Regions from separate parts of the Homo sapiens genome. Here regions 2 and 3 are each linked to region 1. Evidence: read pairs that join two places in POLR2A ChIA-PET (ENCODE). Cell type or tissue: K562. All regions are shown on one strand. Each heading gives the region's core, and the rest is flanking DNA. Links, peaks and the distances in the headings are about the cores only.

Region 1 (4,867 bases), core at 326-4,325:
AGCCACAGAGCAGATTTACAGGCAGACACACAGCACGACCCGGAGCCACCCTCCTTTCCCCGGAAGTCCTGCAGGTCGCTTCTGCTTGACCTTGGGGGCCTGCCTGGGTGTGCTCCGGGCAGTCCCTTCATCTCTGGGCCTTGCTGACCTCTTGAAAGTGACCAGGTTGGGACGGACACGGTGGCTCCTGCCTATAATCCCAGCACTTTGGGAGGCCAAGGCGGGTGGATCATTTGAGGTCAGGAGTTCAAGACCAGCCTGGCCAACATGGTGAAACCCCTTCTCTACTAAAAATACAAAAATTAGCTGGGCGTGGTGGCATGTGCCTGTAGTCCCAGCTATTCAGGAGGCTGAGGCAGGAGAATCGCTTGAACCCAGGAGGCAAGGGTTGCAGTGAGCCAAGATTGCACCATTGCACTCCAGAATGGGTGACAGAGCAAGACTCCACCTCAAAAAAAAAAAAAAAAAAACCAACAGAGTGACCAACCAGGTGTGTGTTTTGCCTGCCTCTTCTCCCACGTGTGTTTTAGCTTCCAGGCATTTTAACTCTTCTGTGCAAAACTCAGTGTTTCCACTGCCCTGGAGTGTCTGGCAGCCCAACACAGAGTCCCCCATTTTCTTTTAACTGTCCCTCTTCAACAGCCTTGAGCCCAAGAGTCTAGCTGAAACCCCGGCTGCAGCCCCGCCCCACCTATGCCACAACAGGGCCAGGCCTCCTACTGTATCCCTGCCCCACGACTACATCCCTCCCCGGGCCCACGAACACGCACTCACTGGGGTTGGGCTGCAGCAGCACCTCTGTCTGCCTCAAGATCTTCTCTGTCCAGTTCTTGGTGCTGTCTGCCCGGGCCAGAAGGTTTTCAAAGTGGGCATCAAGCTCAGTCTTCTCAGCCTGGCCAAATTTCTCCTCCGTGAACTACGCAGAGGGGAAGGCCAAGGGGTGGGGAGGGGGAGAGCTCAGAAGGAGGTGGGGGAGTGGTGGGGAAAGGGAGGACTGCCCCTCCCCACCAGCAGGAACCCAGGCAGGCCCCAGGGTCAAGGAACCAGCCCTGAGTGTGATACTGTGTGACCTGGCAGGGCCTCACTGTTTTCCCCTTTGTGAAATGAGGTGGCTGGGCCAGAGTGTGGGAATCACAGCTTCTTTTGGAAATCCAATGAAAGCTACACTCTCTCCCCACAAAAATGCACCTTCATATACAATCTGGCACACAGCTTAGTGCGGTGAGGAACCCTGGGGAGGCCAGCCCTAGGGTCCTTTGAGTCTGACTCTGAAGGAGAGGACTTGGTAGAAAGTACTCGGGACAAACAGGGCAGGGAGTAGGGTCTGGGGTTATCAGGGGGCTCCATGGGCAGCTGGGAGCTGCTAGGGAGAGGGTGCCAGAGGAGGGAGAGGAAGAACCCAGGGTCGGGGTTCAGAAGGACCTGATTCAAGTCTTAGTTCTGCCACTGTCAAGATGTGTGACTTTGGGCAAGGGGCTCTGCCTCTCTGAGCATTGGTTTCCTGAGCTGAAAAAAGGGAATAATAGCACCTCCCCCATAGGTTATGAGGATGAAAGAGGAAAGATGTGGGTTAGACATAAAGGCTGGGTCGGCTACAGTGCTGCTGCCCCACGTAAGGCACCGGTGCTATGAGCTGATGGGTGCAGAGACGTCTGGGAAGGAAGGGGAATGCAGGGAGGGAGGATGGCCAAACGGTTGGCTTTGGCCACCTGGTAGGGTAGATGGAAACACTGCCAGCCTATCAGAGCCAGCGGCTGGGCACACCCAGGGCCCGGATGTCGCATGGGTCCCCATCAAAGCTGGCAGAAGCCGTGGGGGCTACCTAGGAACAACCAGAAACTGGTCCAAGTCCTGGCCCCTCTGATCTAAGAGGGCCCTGGAACACATGTCCCCATTTTCCAAACGGGGACACCAAGGCCTTCTCTAGCTAAGAGAAAGGGCTTGCCCAAGGTCACAGCCAGGGTGAAGACCTGCAGGAGTAAGATAAGGAACAACAAACACTGTTGGCCAGCCCTGTCCTAAGGGTTTCCTCATGACCTCATCAACCTCTAATGCAAGGAGGGCTGTTTCCCATTTCACAGATGCTGCCACTGAGGCTGAGCAAGGGGCAGGGCCACGCAGGAGTCGGTCAGCCATGAATCATCCCTGGCTGCAGTTGGCTCCAGCTGCGGTGGGGGGTGGCGGGCTGGGCGGCCACCAGGAGCTCAGCAGCCATCAATTATGTAGCAGAGCTTGGGTTTCTCCCTGCAGGGCTGGGAGGGCCCAGCTGCCAGGGGTATGGCCTCAGCTCCTGCCTGGGGCCAGCTGCTCCTGGCCTCCCTCCCCCACCCTGGCTGGCTCTGCCTCCTCTTCCTCGTCACACTCCCCAAAATGAGACCTTCCAGAGCAGAGGCTCAGATTTCCTCGTGGCTCTATTACCTCACCCAGTCCTTTGAGGGGGGTGGCGTTCACCCCATTTCCCAAATGAGGAAACCAAGGCTCGAAGAGGCAAAGTCTCCCTTCTGGACCTGAGAGCCCCTGCCTGGAGAATGCAGATAACAGGATCTAGTTCATTGGCTATTTGGCCAGCACACAGTATGGGGCTGATACATGTTAGCTAGTATTATTATCACCATCATTAATGAAAAGCCTTGGCTAGGTGCAGTGGCTCATGCCTATAATCCCAGCACTTTGGAAGGCCGATGTGGGCAGATGGATTGAGCCCAGGAGTTCAAGACCAGCCTGGGCAACCGTGAGACCTCCTCTCTACAAAAAAAAAAAAAAAAAAAAAAAAGCCCGGCACGGTGGCTTATGCCTATAATCCCAGCACTTTGGGAGGCCAAGGCAGGCGGATCACGAGGTCAGGAGATCGAGACCATCCTGGCTAGCAAGGTGAAACCCCTTCTCTACTAAAAATACAAAAAATTAGCCGGGTGTGGTGGCGGGCACGTGTAGACCCAGTAACTCGGGAGGCTGAGGCAGGAGAATGGCATGAACCTGGGAGGCGGAGCTTGCAATGAGCATCGCCCCACTGCACTCCAGCCTGGGCCACAGAGTGCGACTCAGTCTCAAAAAAAAAAAAAAAAATTAGCTGGGCGTGGTGGCACCCACCTGTAGTCCCAGCTACTCAAGGGGCTGAGGTGGGAGCCCAGGAGGCGGAGGTTGCAATGAGCCAATATCATGTCACTGCACTCCAGCCTGGGTGACAGACCAAGAACCTGCCTTAAAAAAAGAAAGACTTTGGGAGGCCGAGGTGGGCGGATCACGAGGTCAGGAGATCAAGACCATCCTGGCTAACACGGTGAAACCCCATCTCTACTAAAAATACAAAAAATTAGCCAAGCGTGGTGGCAGGCGCCTGTAATCCCAGCTACTCGGGAGGCTGAGCCAGGAGAATGGCATCAACCTGGGAGGTGGAGCTTGCAGTGAGCCGAGATCACGCCACTGCACTCCAGCCTGGGTGACAGAGCGAGACTCCATCTCAAAAAAAAAAAAAGACAGCAAGGAAGCCAGGCATGGTGGCTCACGCCTGTAATCCCAGCACTTTGGGAGGCCAAGGCAGGTGAATCACGTGAGGTCAGGAGTTCGAGACCAGCCTGGCTAACATAGTAAAACCCCATCTCTACTAAAAATACAAGAATTAGCATGACGTGGTGGTGGGCGCCTGTAATCCCACCTACTCGGGAGGCTGAGGCAGGAGAATTGCTTGAACCGGGGAGGCGGAGGCTGCAGTGAGCTGAGACTGCGCCAGCCTGCGTGACAGAGTGACTCCGTCTCAAAAAAAAAAAAAAAAAGGCCAGGCATGGTGGCTCATACCTGTAATATCAGCACTTTGGGAGGCCGAGGCAGGAGGATCACTTGAGCCCAGGAGTTTGAGACCAGCCTGGCCAACGTGGTGAAACCCTGTCTCTACTAAGTACAAAAAAAAAATTAGCCAGGAGTGGTGGCAGGTGCCTATAATCCCAGTTACTCGGGAGGCTGAGGCAGAAGAATCACTTGAACCTGAAAGGTGGAGGTTGCAGTGAGCCGAGATTGTGCCACTGCACTCCAGCCTCGGCGACAGGATGAGACTCTGTCTCAAAAAAAAAAAAGGAAGGAAAGAAGAAAGGAGAGAGGGACTAAGGGAGGAAGGAAGGAAGGCAGGCAGGCAGGCAGGCAGGCAGGCAGGCCTCCCTCACATCCCTCCTCAGCTCTCAGGAGCTACCCTGATGGTACCAAGGGCATCACCCTAAATGTGCACCTCAACACCTCCCCTCCTTACCAAGGTTCAGAGCAGCACTCCCCACCCCGCCCTCCCTTACAGGCCACATCTGCCCAGGTGAGAAGTTCTACCAGGCTTTCCCAAACTAGACGGCATCCATCCCATGTCCACTGCAGTCTGCCTAGCTCCATGATGACGATGCCACCACCTCTCTGGACTTTATAAGTATTACTTCTACCACTACTATTACTGTTACTGCAATTACTACTAATAGTATTAGTACTATCACTCCTCCTGCCCTCTCCCACCCCCACTGGCATCTTGTCCAAATCTGCCTTAGGTTTTCTTGCCTCGGTGCCCTTATCTGGGCTGCTCCTGCCACTTGGACCAACATCATGAGCCCCTCCCTACTTTCTGAGCACAGTTCAGGGGCCCTCCATGCAGGAGACCATCCCAGAATGACCCATACAAAAGGGATCCTGCCCTCTGGATCCTCATCTCAGGGCCAAGGCCTTGTTCCTTGCTGGATCGGGGAGGCTCTTAAAGTTGTTTCTTGTACCTGCAGGGACTGGGAGGTTCCTGAGCCCATCACATGTATTGATCATAAAGAACCCCTCTCCCATCCCTCCTGACTGTCTCCCATCCAGGCCAGCTTGGTCTCAGGCGGAGCCCCTCTGTGGCCTCTCC
Region 2 (4,000 bases), core at 1-4,000, 880 kb before region 1:
TTTTAGTAGAGATGGGGTTTCACCATGTTGGCCATGCTGGTCTTGGAACTTCTGACCTCAGGTGATCCGCCTGCCTCAGCCTCCCAAAGTGTTGGGATTACAAGCATGAGCCACCATGCCCGGCCTCAGAGTCTGTTTCTTACTGGATCCTGTTGTCTGGTAGAAGGAGGTCTTCAAAGTTTCCAGACTCCTGTTCAGCCAGGATTGCTTTTGAATGGATCTTCCCCAAGGTTCGCTTGGGCCACAGGAAGACCAGACACCCCTGCCTGCCCTTGGGGAGTGGTAGACCTTGGGCAGCCTCCTCTCCACTGACCAGCAAGAGCAGATCCAGCCCATCCCTCACCTTTAGACTTTTCTTGGCAATAGTTGGACCCCAGTCCACAAGCTCCAAGGCTGGCAGTCAGCTCCTCCTCTACTGTGGTTCTCTGAAATGGCCCTCTTTGGGCAGGAGGCAGAGAAGCGGCTCTCTCCTAGTGCCTGCTCCTAGTGAGGATAATTAGTTAGAAGGAGAGAGACTCAGGTCAGGAAGGAAGGACCTTTGAGGCCTTTGCTTAGGAGGCAAGGCCCTCTGGGTGGCTTGTAATGCTCACAGCACATTTAGTAGGCGGGGACACATTGGATGTGCACTTCGGTGCCTGTATGTACCCTGAGCTACACAGGAAGGGGATGAGGCAGGGTGTGGGGAGGCAGGAAGAGGAGGAGACAGGCTGTGCACGGTGGCTCATGCCTATAATCCCAGCACTTTGGGAGGTGGAGGAAGGAGGATCACTTGAGGTCAGGAGTTGGAGACCAGCCTGGCCAACATGGTACAATGCCCAGCTCTTCCAAAAACACAAAAATTAGCCGGGCGTGGTGGAATGCACCTGTAATCCCACCTACTCAGGAAGGCTGAGGCACGAGAATTGCTTGAATCTGGGCGGACGTTGCAGTGAGCTGAGGTCACGCCATTGCACTCCAGCCTGGGCAACACAGCTAGACTCAGTCTCAAAAAAAAAAAAAAAAAAAAAAGAAGAGAAGGAGACAGTGGGAGGGAGAAGGGCCAGGCTCCCACCCCCCAGCCCCAGCACCTGCCTGGGACACAGCTGAGCCCTGAAGCTCTTCAGCCCTGGGCTGGGGGCTCTCTGAGCAGCCCAGCTGCAGCTGTCTACACAGGCGGGGCTGCCCATGACCCGGGTCCCCTCCTGAGAAGAGTCCAAGTCCCTTTGTGAAGAGGTCTGTAGTGCAGGTGGCCCAGGACAAGAGGAATCTGGGGTGTGGGGAGAAGGGGTCTATGGGGTCAAGGAGACTATGCTGGCTGCAAAATGGCCCCCAAAATATATCCATGTAAATGAATAATGTAAATGTAACTTTATGTAGAAAAAGGTTTCAAAGGCTGGGCATGGTGGCTCATACCTGTAATCCCAGCACTTTGTTTGGGAGGCTGAGGTGGGCAGATCACTTGAGGCCAGGAGTTCGAGACCAGCTTGGCCAACATGGTGAAAGTGCATCTCTACTAAAAATACAAAAATTAGCCAAGCATGGTGGCACACACCTGTAGTCCCAGCTACTCGGGAGGCTGAGGTGGGAGAATCGCTTGAACCAGGAAGCGGAGATTGCAGTGAGGCAAGATCGCGCCATTGCAGCCTAGCTAACAGCGAGACTCCGTCTCAAAAAAAAAAAAAAAAAAAAAGTATTTGCAAATGATTAAGGATCTTATTCTTTATTATTTTTTTTAATTTCATAATGGTTAACATCCTAATGCCTGTTCTTTTCTTGGTGCACATTTGTTACAGTACCTAATGCCTGATTTTTAAGGTGAATGAATGACGTATGTATATTACTCAAAGGCAAATGACACATAAGCTATTTTTTGTTGTTGGTGGTGGTGGTGTGGCCCAGATGTTTTTCCTCTCCTGAAGGGCAAGAATTTTCTCATTCCTTTTGGATGTTGTTTGTTTGTTTGTTTGTTTGAGATAGGGTCTCGCTCTGTCACTGAGGCTGGAGTGCAGTGGTGTGATAACAGCTCACTGCAACTTTGTGGTAATTTGCTGTAGTAATTTGATGATTTGGGAAATTCTCAGCTTCTCTAGATTGCAGAAGATGCTAACAATAGGAAATTCACTGTTAAGAAAGTGAACTCTTGAGAGAAAGCCAAGGGTGTGGCCTGCGGATGTGGGGAAGAGGTGGCCAAGCCAGGGGCCCCGGAGGTATGGGAAGGAAGGGACCTGAATCAAGGGAACCCAGCAGTGTGGGAGGAGGTAGTTCAGGACAGGGGACCCAAGAGTGTCAGGAAGAGGTGGGACCCAGTGGTGTGGGGAGGTGGCCCAGGACAGGGGGACCTCGGATTGTAGGCAGAACCTGGAGAACCACGAGACGCTTCAGTTGGGGCAGATCCAGGCTGAGCTCCCAGGGAGGGGCGCTTGGGACTGCAGTGACCTGGGAGAGGCCAGTGCCCACCCAAGGCCTGAGGGAGTCTGGGCCCAGGGAGAGGCACCCAGACCTGTGCCCTGCAGCCTTGGGCCTGCCCATCATGGCAATGCAGAGGGCTCCCCCTCCTGACAGGTGATTCTGAGAGTCACAGGACAGGGCAGGGAGTGGTCCTCCCTCCGGCCCAAGGTCTGGGCCACCAAACTTTGTACCCAGAAACTCACACTTCCCCCTCAGACCTCTGACCTGGGCCCTCTGAGAATCGGGCTGAGAAGGACAGTGGCCAGGTGAAGGCCAAGGTCTCTGGGTGTTCTCGGCATCTCCTGCTGCTCTGCCGCTGGCACTGCCCTCCCTTCCCCTCACCCAACTCTGCACTGGTCCAAGTTGTCCCCTCCTTTTGAAGGTGGACACGCTTTCCCTTTGGAGCGAGATCTGGTCCTCGCTGCCTGTCACAGCCTTGTTCATGTCCCCCTCCCCCAAAGAGGGAGGCTCAGCCATGGAACCCACCCCCTCAGCTGAAATAAACACGTGCTGCCAAGGAGGAGTGGGGGCTGGGTCTGCGATGTCCATCCACCACTGGGATGAAGTGGAGGGCATAGAGGCTGCAGCCTGTTCCATCCTCAGCCCCCGCAGGGCACCAGAGGGGCTCCAGGCAGGAGGCTGTGTGTTGTGGTTCTGAAGCCAGGGATGTCTTCAGGGACATTTGGTCTCATTTGACCCTTCCGGAACCTATTACCCTGCCCCCTGGGCTGGGCACGCTCCTGGACTGTCCTGGGCTCTCGGGAGAACCAGCTTTCAGGAGAGCCAGACCGGTCCTCTCACCCAGCCACCTCTGATGGTGCCAGCGGAGGCCCAGCCAAGGACCTGGAGAGCAGGGAGCACGGGAGCATGTGGGGTAACGCAGGGGTGGCCGCAGTGGAGATGCCCCTTTCCTGGGGTGCTGGGGGCTGCAGTCCGGGCAGGAGGGGTGCAGAGCTGGGAGGAGCATTGGTTTTGAGCAGCACCAGGACCATGTGGGACAGAGGCCTATGACAGAGGGACTGCGGCCCAGCTCCATGGGAGCCTGGCATCCACCACTGCCTGCCGCTGCCTGTGTCCACCCTAGACCCTGCTCAGAGCCTTGACGTCCACTCCGCTGCCACCTATGATCATTGTGGGCCCTCTTGCCCGCATAGGAGTCCAGGCTCTGGAGTAAAAGGCAGAGCACCCATCTAAGCAGCATGCCTGGGCCAGGCACCAAGGGATGGAACCAGCAAGGGCCCTGGGCCTAGACCTCAAGCAGCAGGGCCCGCTTCCCCCTGTCTGGTGGACCCCAGGGGTTCACCAGAGGGAGGAATCCAGTGGGTGTACTTGGGGGAGGGTTGGGAGGGGATTTTCACAGGCGGGCAGGGTCCCTGTCAGGTAGAAGGGGCAGGAGGACCTCAAGGCCCCTTGGCGAGCCTTGGCATGAGAGAGGATGGGGGTTGGAAAACTGTTTCTGGAAACAGGAGACTCAGCCCAAGACCCTGGCAGGGCAAGCTCCTCACACTAAACAGCCCCTCCCGTTCCTGGGTGTTTGAGAGTCGGGTGCCCAGCCCGGACCTGCCGTGACCAA
Region 3 (4,973 bases), core at 1-4,000, 330 kb after region 1:
CCTCTGCTGTATGGGGCAACCGTAGGGCCCTGGTTCGGAGCCCGGTGTGGGGAGGATAGGAGGAGCTGTCAGGCCCCATGCACTGCCCCTGGTGCCAGTCAGTACCTGATCAGTGGTGCTTGCCATTCTTTTTTCTTTTTTTTTTTTTGAGACAGGGCCTCCCTCTGTCACCCAGGCTGGTGTGCAGTGGCACAATCTCAGCTCACTCTGTAGCCTCGACCTCCTGGGCTCAAGCGATCCTATGTACAGGGCGTGGCAGTTTGCAGGGGCCAGGATCCTGGTCCTTGGTCAAGGCGAGGGAGGCCTCACCGGGCCCAGTTTGCAGATAAGGAAACTGAGGCTCCTTGAAGGCAGGCCACAGACTGCTAGTGGGTGTGGCCCCTTGACCTGACAGGCTATGACTAGGGAAGGGGCACGCTTTCCCCCGCTCCTCGCCCCAGTTTTAGGAACCCCCGCGGCATCCTTGTATATATATATATGTATATACGTATATTTCTTCCTCAGCTCCTCCTTTGTGTCTGAGGCGCTGTGGGGACTGTCAGAGGGGCCTGGAAACCTCCCAAACTCTGGCAAAGATGCCCAAACAGAGCAAGTTTGGCCCTAGAGAGCAGGGAACCAATCCCGGCCCCATCCCACAGAGGGGGAAACCGAGACTCAGCCAGCTGAGGGGCTAGTCCAGGCCCCCTAGGAAGCCGAGGTGGCCTCAGCCTCCAGGCCAGGGCTTCCTAGGACTGCAGTCCTCTCCTGCCCCTCTTCAGCCCCGCCTTCCCCGCAACCCCAGCATCCCCTGTCCTCTGGAGGAAGATTTCCGTGGTCCCGGTTGGGGGTGCCAAACTGCCAGCGACAACAGCGTTTTTTAAATCCTAGAGTCGCTGACTCGTGTGATTATTCTTATTTAAGGCAGGGAAGGTACTGGGAGTGGGGAGCCGGTCACCTCTGGGTGGGGGGCACCTCCGGGTGAGGGCGGCCCCTCCTGTCTGCCTTGTGCCCAGCTCCAACCTGGGGAGGGGGAGGAGAGGGGAAGCAGGAGGAGGAAAGGGGGGGAGGGGGATGGGAGAGGATGAATTAGGAGGATGGAGAAGGGGGAGGAAAAGGAAGGGGGAAGAGGGGGCAGAAGAGGGCGGAAGAGGAAGGGAAGAGGGGGCTGGGGTAAGGGGAGAAGAGGGTAGGAGGGGAGAAGGGGCAGGAGGAGAGGATTAGGGAGGGAGATGAGAGGGGAAGAGGAGGCTAGGGAGGGCGTGGGGTGGAGGGGGTGAGGAAAGGGCTAGGGGAGGAGGATGGGGAGGAAGATGAGGGGAGCACAGAAAAGAACCCCCCCGCCCCCGCCTTGGTGGCTCCCTAAGCAGATAGGAGATACATAATTTACTACGGAAATGCAAAAAGAATTGGGAAACTCTCAATTTATAAATATTTATTTTTACAAGTTCGCCCCTCCCGGCTCCCCCTTGCTGGCCCTGGTCTTTTCTCTCTGGGGCCCTCGGGGCGCAGGTCCCTCCTCTCCGGCTCCCACTCTGGCCCCTCTTCCCCTCCCCGCCTTCCTTCTGCAGTCCCTTCCCCCTCGGGCGGTCTCTGTCTCCCCCAGGTCCTCTCCTTCCTCTCTCCCGCCTGTGTCTCTCCCCCTAGTGCGTCTCTGTCTCTGTCTCTCTTTGTGGCGGGACGGGGGCGATTTTTGAGTCTCCCCCGCCGTGGGTTTCTGTCTCTCTGGCTGTCTCCCCCATCTCTCCATCTGCGTCCTCCCACTTGCCCCGCGCCCCCCGTCTCTCACACCCGAGGACCCCAGCTCCCGCCAGAGGGTCCGGGGGCGGCAAGAGCCCCCGTAGGCTCCCGGGGGATGGGGGGAGGGGTCGTTTCCCTGGCAACAGCCGGTCGGCGGGGCGGGGCGGGAATTGGGTTGAGCCCCGCCCCTGCCCCGCCCCCTCGCCCTGGCCGCGGGTTGGGGGCGCCTGGGTGAGGCTTCCGAAGCACGTGGACCGGGCCGTGGGGGCGGGAGGGGGCTCCCTGGGAGGCCGGCCCGGAGGAGGGGCGGGCAGGTAATCAGCCAATCAGTTAATCAATCGGCGGGTCAATCCATCAATCACAGGCCCCCAGAGCGGCTGGGGTTGAGCGCTCAGGGTGTGGAAAGAGCTGAGTTCTAATCCCTGCTCGGCCTCTTCCTGGCCGTGTGGCCCCCAAGCCCGGAAGCCCCTGCACAGCGCCGAGCCTCGGGGTCCCCTCTGCGCAGTGGGGCTGTGGCAGCACCTGCCTGCGGGGCTGACAGTCCTTCCTGGTGGCCTGGTAGTCCCTGTCCACCCCTCCACCTCACGGATGGGAAACGGGAGCTGCTGAGAGGGGAAGTGGCCGGTGGGCACAGAAGGGATGGAGCGGGGAGGGGCACCAGCCATTTCACAAGCTCGGCTGCATCTGCTGGCCCAGGCCGTTTTTTTTTTGTGAGCGGGGCCTGCGCTGTCCCCATCCTTGGCAGCACCTAGCTCAGTGCCCGACCTGCACAGGTCCTGGCTTCAGGTGGGAGAACCCGAAATGCCCTTTTGATCGCTCCTCCCGGTCCCTCTCCCCTCCTGGGGTGGGGAACTGAGTCCGGGAGAGGCCAGATGGATGCAGGGTTGCTTGGCTAGACCCGTGCCGGCCCCTCCTCTTAAGCCATCCCTAGGCCTGACACATGAGCTGGGGTGGGGCGGTTGTTTGTTAGTGAAGGAGGAGGCCTCAGGCAGCGTCTGCAGGGTCAGCAGCTGGAAGGGTCTCTAGATGCTTCCTGCAACTCAAAGCCAGTTGTTTGTAACCAACACGCAGGTCTGCTCAGCCTTCTAACCAGCACCTCTCCCAGCCCTGTCCCTCCCTCCCTCCCAAGCGGGCTGGGGGCTGGAGTGGAGGCTGATGAAGGGGCTGGTGGGAGGGCCCTCTCCAGGAGGGACTGGGGAGTCACAGGGAAGGTGGCTATTTATAATTTCAGCAGCCCCTTTAAGCCCGGGCTCCAGGCCTGCTGCCAGGCCGGTTCTGTTTGAAGCTCCCAGCTCTAATCCTGCTGCAGTCCTGCTCTCAAATCCAGATCCTTTGGCTGCCTCCCATGCAGGGAACAAGCCCGGCCTGCGGAGCTCTCCCAAGGCTGGGGACAGCTGCAGGGCTACTCCCTCACTGTCCCCAGCCTCCTATGCTGGGCAAGCACATCACACACACACACACACACACACACACACACACACACACACACACACATTTCCCTGTGCTACAAACAACAAATTCATCCTTTTTTATTTTTTTGTAGAGACAGGGGTCTCACTATGTTGCCCAGGCTGGTCTCAAACTCCTGGCCTCAAGCCATCCTACTGCCTTGGCCTCCCAGAGTGCTGGGATTGCAGGCATGAGCCAATGTGCCCGGCCTACAAACGTGCTTTTCATAGACTGGCATTTCATGTCTGTGGCCTGTGGGCCCCAATCCCAAGGCCTGCCCTGCCCTCTGCGGGAAGGATGTTTTCAGAACTTTGTGGCCCTCCCCAAAGGTTCTAGGTTCTATGCCCCACCTCCTTAGAGCCCCAGGGCCCCCAAGTGTGTTCAGAACCCGAACCAGCCTAGGAACTGACAGGAAGAAAGAGTGGAAGTTGTGGTGGGGAGGGGTTGTCGGGTCTTGAAGGAGGGGAGTTGGTTCAGATGCCCAGGGCAGCCCTGTCCCGTCGGGTCCGCCCAGCGGCCTCTGCCCATTCCCATGCTGGGCTCTGTGCCCGGGCTCTCCGTGTCTTACCTGCCCCTGGTGGACGTGTTCTTACTCCCATTTTACAGATGGGGAAGGTGAGGCTGGGAGTATAGGTAACACACCCAAGGTCCCCCAGCTAGTGAGAAGAAGGGTGGGGTTTGAGCCAAACTCTCTGGGGCTCTATGGGTCAGGCTGTCCCCCACTTCTGCACTGGCAGTGTGGGTACTTGGCAACATCCTGCCAGCTTTTCCCTGCTGCTGGTCTGGGGCTTCCACAAGGCCTTCTGGGTGGCAGGGTGGCTTGCGTCTCTGTGTGGCACACTATGGTGTCCAGTCCACATCCCTGGCTGACCGCATGTACTGGGGAGAAAGGAAAGAATAGAGACGCAGGGGAGGCCCCTCGGTCCAGCTGCACTGTTGGTAACGAGGGTCTCAGAGCAGACCCAGAGATCAGGCTGTGGAGCATCTCAGGCAGCTCTAGGGGAAGGGAAGGCATAGAAAAGACTAGAGGGGTCAGTGAGGACCAGGCCCCGAGACTCAGGGAGCCCCATGTCAGACCAGGCACCAGGAAGGGAGTTGAGGCCAGGGATTCTGCTCCAGAACTAGCTGTGTGACCTTAGGTAAGGCCCTTTACCTCTCTGGGCCTCAGTAAAAATAAAGAGGCTGGCCAGGTAAGTGGCTCATGCCTGTAATCTCAGCACTTTGGGAGGCCAAGGCGGGTAGACCACCTGAGGTCGGGAGTTCGAGACCAGCCTGACCAACATGGAGAAAACCCGTCTTTACTAAAAATACAAAAATTAGCCGGGCATGTGGTGGGCACCTGTAATCCCAGCTACTCAGGAGAATCGCTTGAACATGGGAGGCAGGGGTTGTGGTGAGACGAGATCGTGCCATTGCACTCCAGTCTGGGCAACAAGAGTGAAACTCCGTCTCAAAATAAATACATAAATACAGTGGCTCAGTTCTTTAATTTCTGAGAAGGCTTCCAAGTGGAACAGTTCAGAATTCTCTGAATGTTTTATTTTCCACCGAACTTCTCTTGAGCACCAGCAATGTCACAAATGCTGTGCTTAGGTGCAGCGAGCGGGAAGCTACAGGAGACCCCCCCACTCTCGGGGGGATGCGCACTGGGTCCTGGGGGAGCTGAAGTGCAAACGACCCACTGCCTGCACCAGGCCATGTGCTGCTGGAGGCATAGAGCAGCTAATATTGGCTGCCATCTACTCCGCACCTGCTGTATGCTTTATCCTGTTATTGAATCTGCACAACAACCTCATGCAGTAGTTACC

The links. ChIA-PET counts read pairs that join two places held together with the same protein. Peaks named below come from ENCODE experiments on the same cell type or tissue, not always from the same donor. Only the 100,000 strongest peaks of a DNase experiment are listed, where the experiment ranks them.
Region 2: POLR2A ChIA-PET joins it to region 1 with 5 read pairs; 1 of 35 experiments calls an interaction of 5 or more read pairs at or near these places.
Region 3: POLR2A ChIA-PET joins it to region 1 with 7 read pairs; 1 of 35 experiments calls an interaction of 5 or more read pairs at or near these places.

Annotation. Positions count from the first base shown.
Region 1 is chr9:129,021,508-129,026,374 of GRCh38, forward strand. SH3GLB2 (SH3 domain containing GRB2 like, endophilin B2) reads right to left here. Exons shown (of 11, transcript NM_020145.4): 2 at 775-916. Among named protein-coding and RNA genes, the nearest start is that of SH3GLB2, 4.4 kb to the right of the region's middle. RefSeq lists enhancers at 1,035-1,842, 1,843-2,650, 4,685-4,867. In K562, for the core only: no CTCF peak of the experiment used is centred there; a DNase peak (open chromatin) is centred at 2,154.
Region 2 is chr9:128,141,624-128,145,623 of GRCh38, forward strand. No RefSeq gene overlaps it. Among named protein-coding and RNA genes, the nearest start is that of LCN2, 5.8 kb to the right of the region's middle. RefSeq lists a cis regulatory region at 503-676. In K562, for the core only: a CTCF peak has its summit at 2,524 (motif pointing left); a DNase peak (open chromatin) is centred at 2,228.
Region 3 is chr9:129,350,400-129,355,372 of GRCh38, forward strand. No RefSeq gene overlaps it. Among named protein-coding and RNA genes, the nearest start is that of LINC01503, 16 kb to the left of the region's middle. RefSeq lists enhancers at 1,901-2,702, 2,703-3,502. In K562, for the core only: no CTCF peak of the experiment used is centred there; DNase peaks (open chromatin) are centred at 802 and 1,872; H3K4me3 peaks cover 840 bases.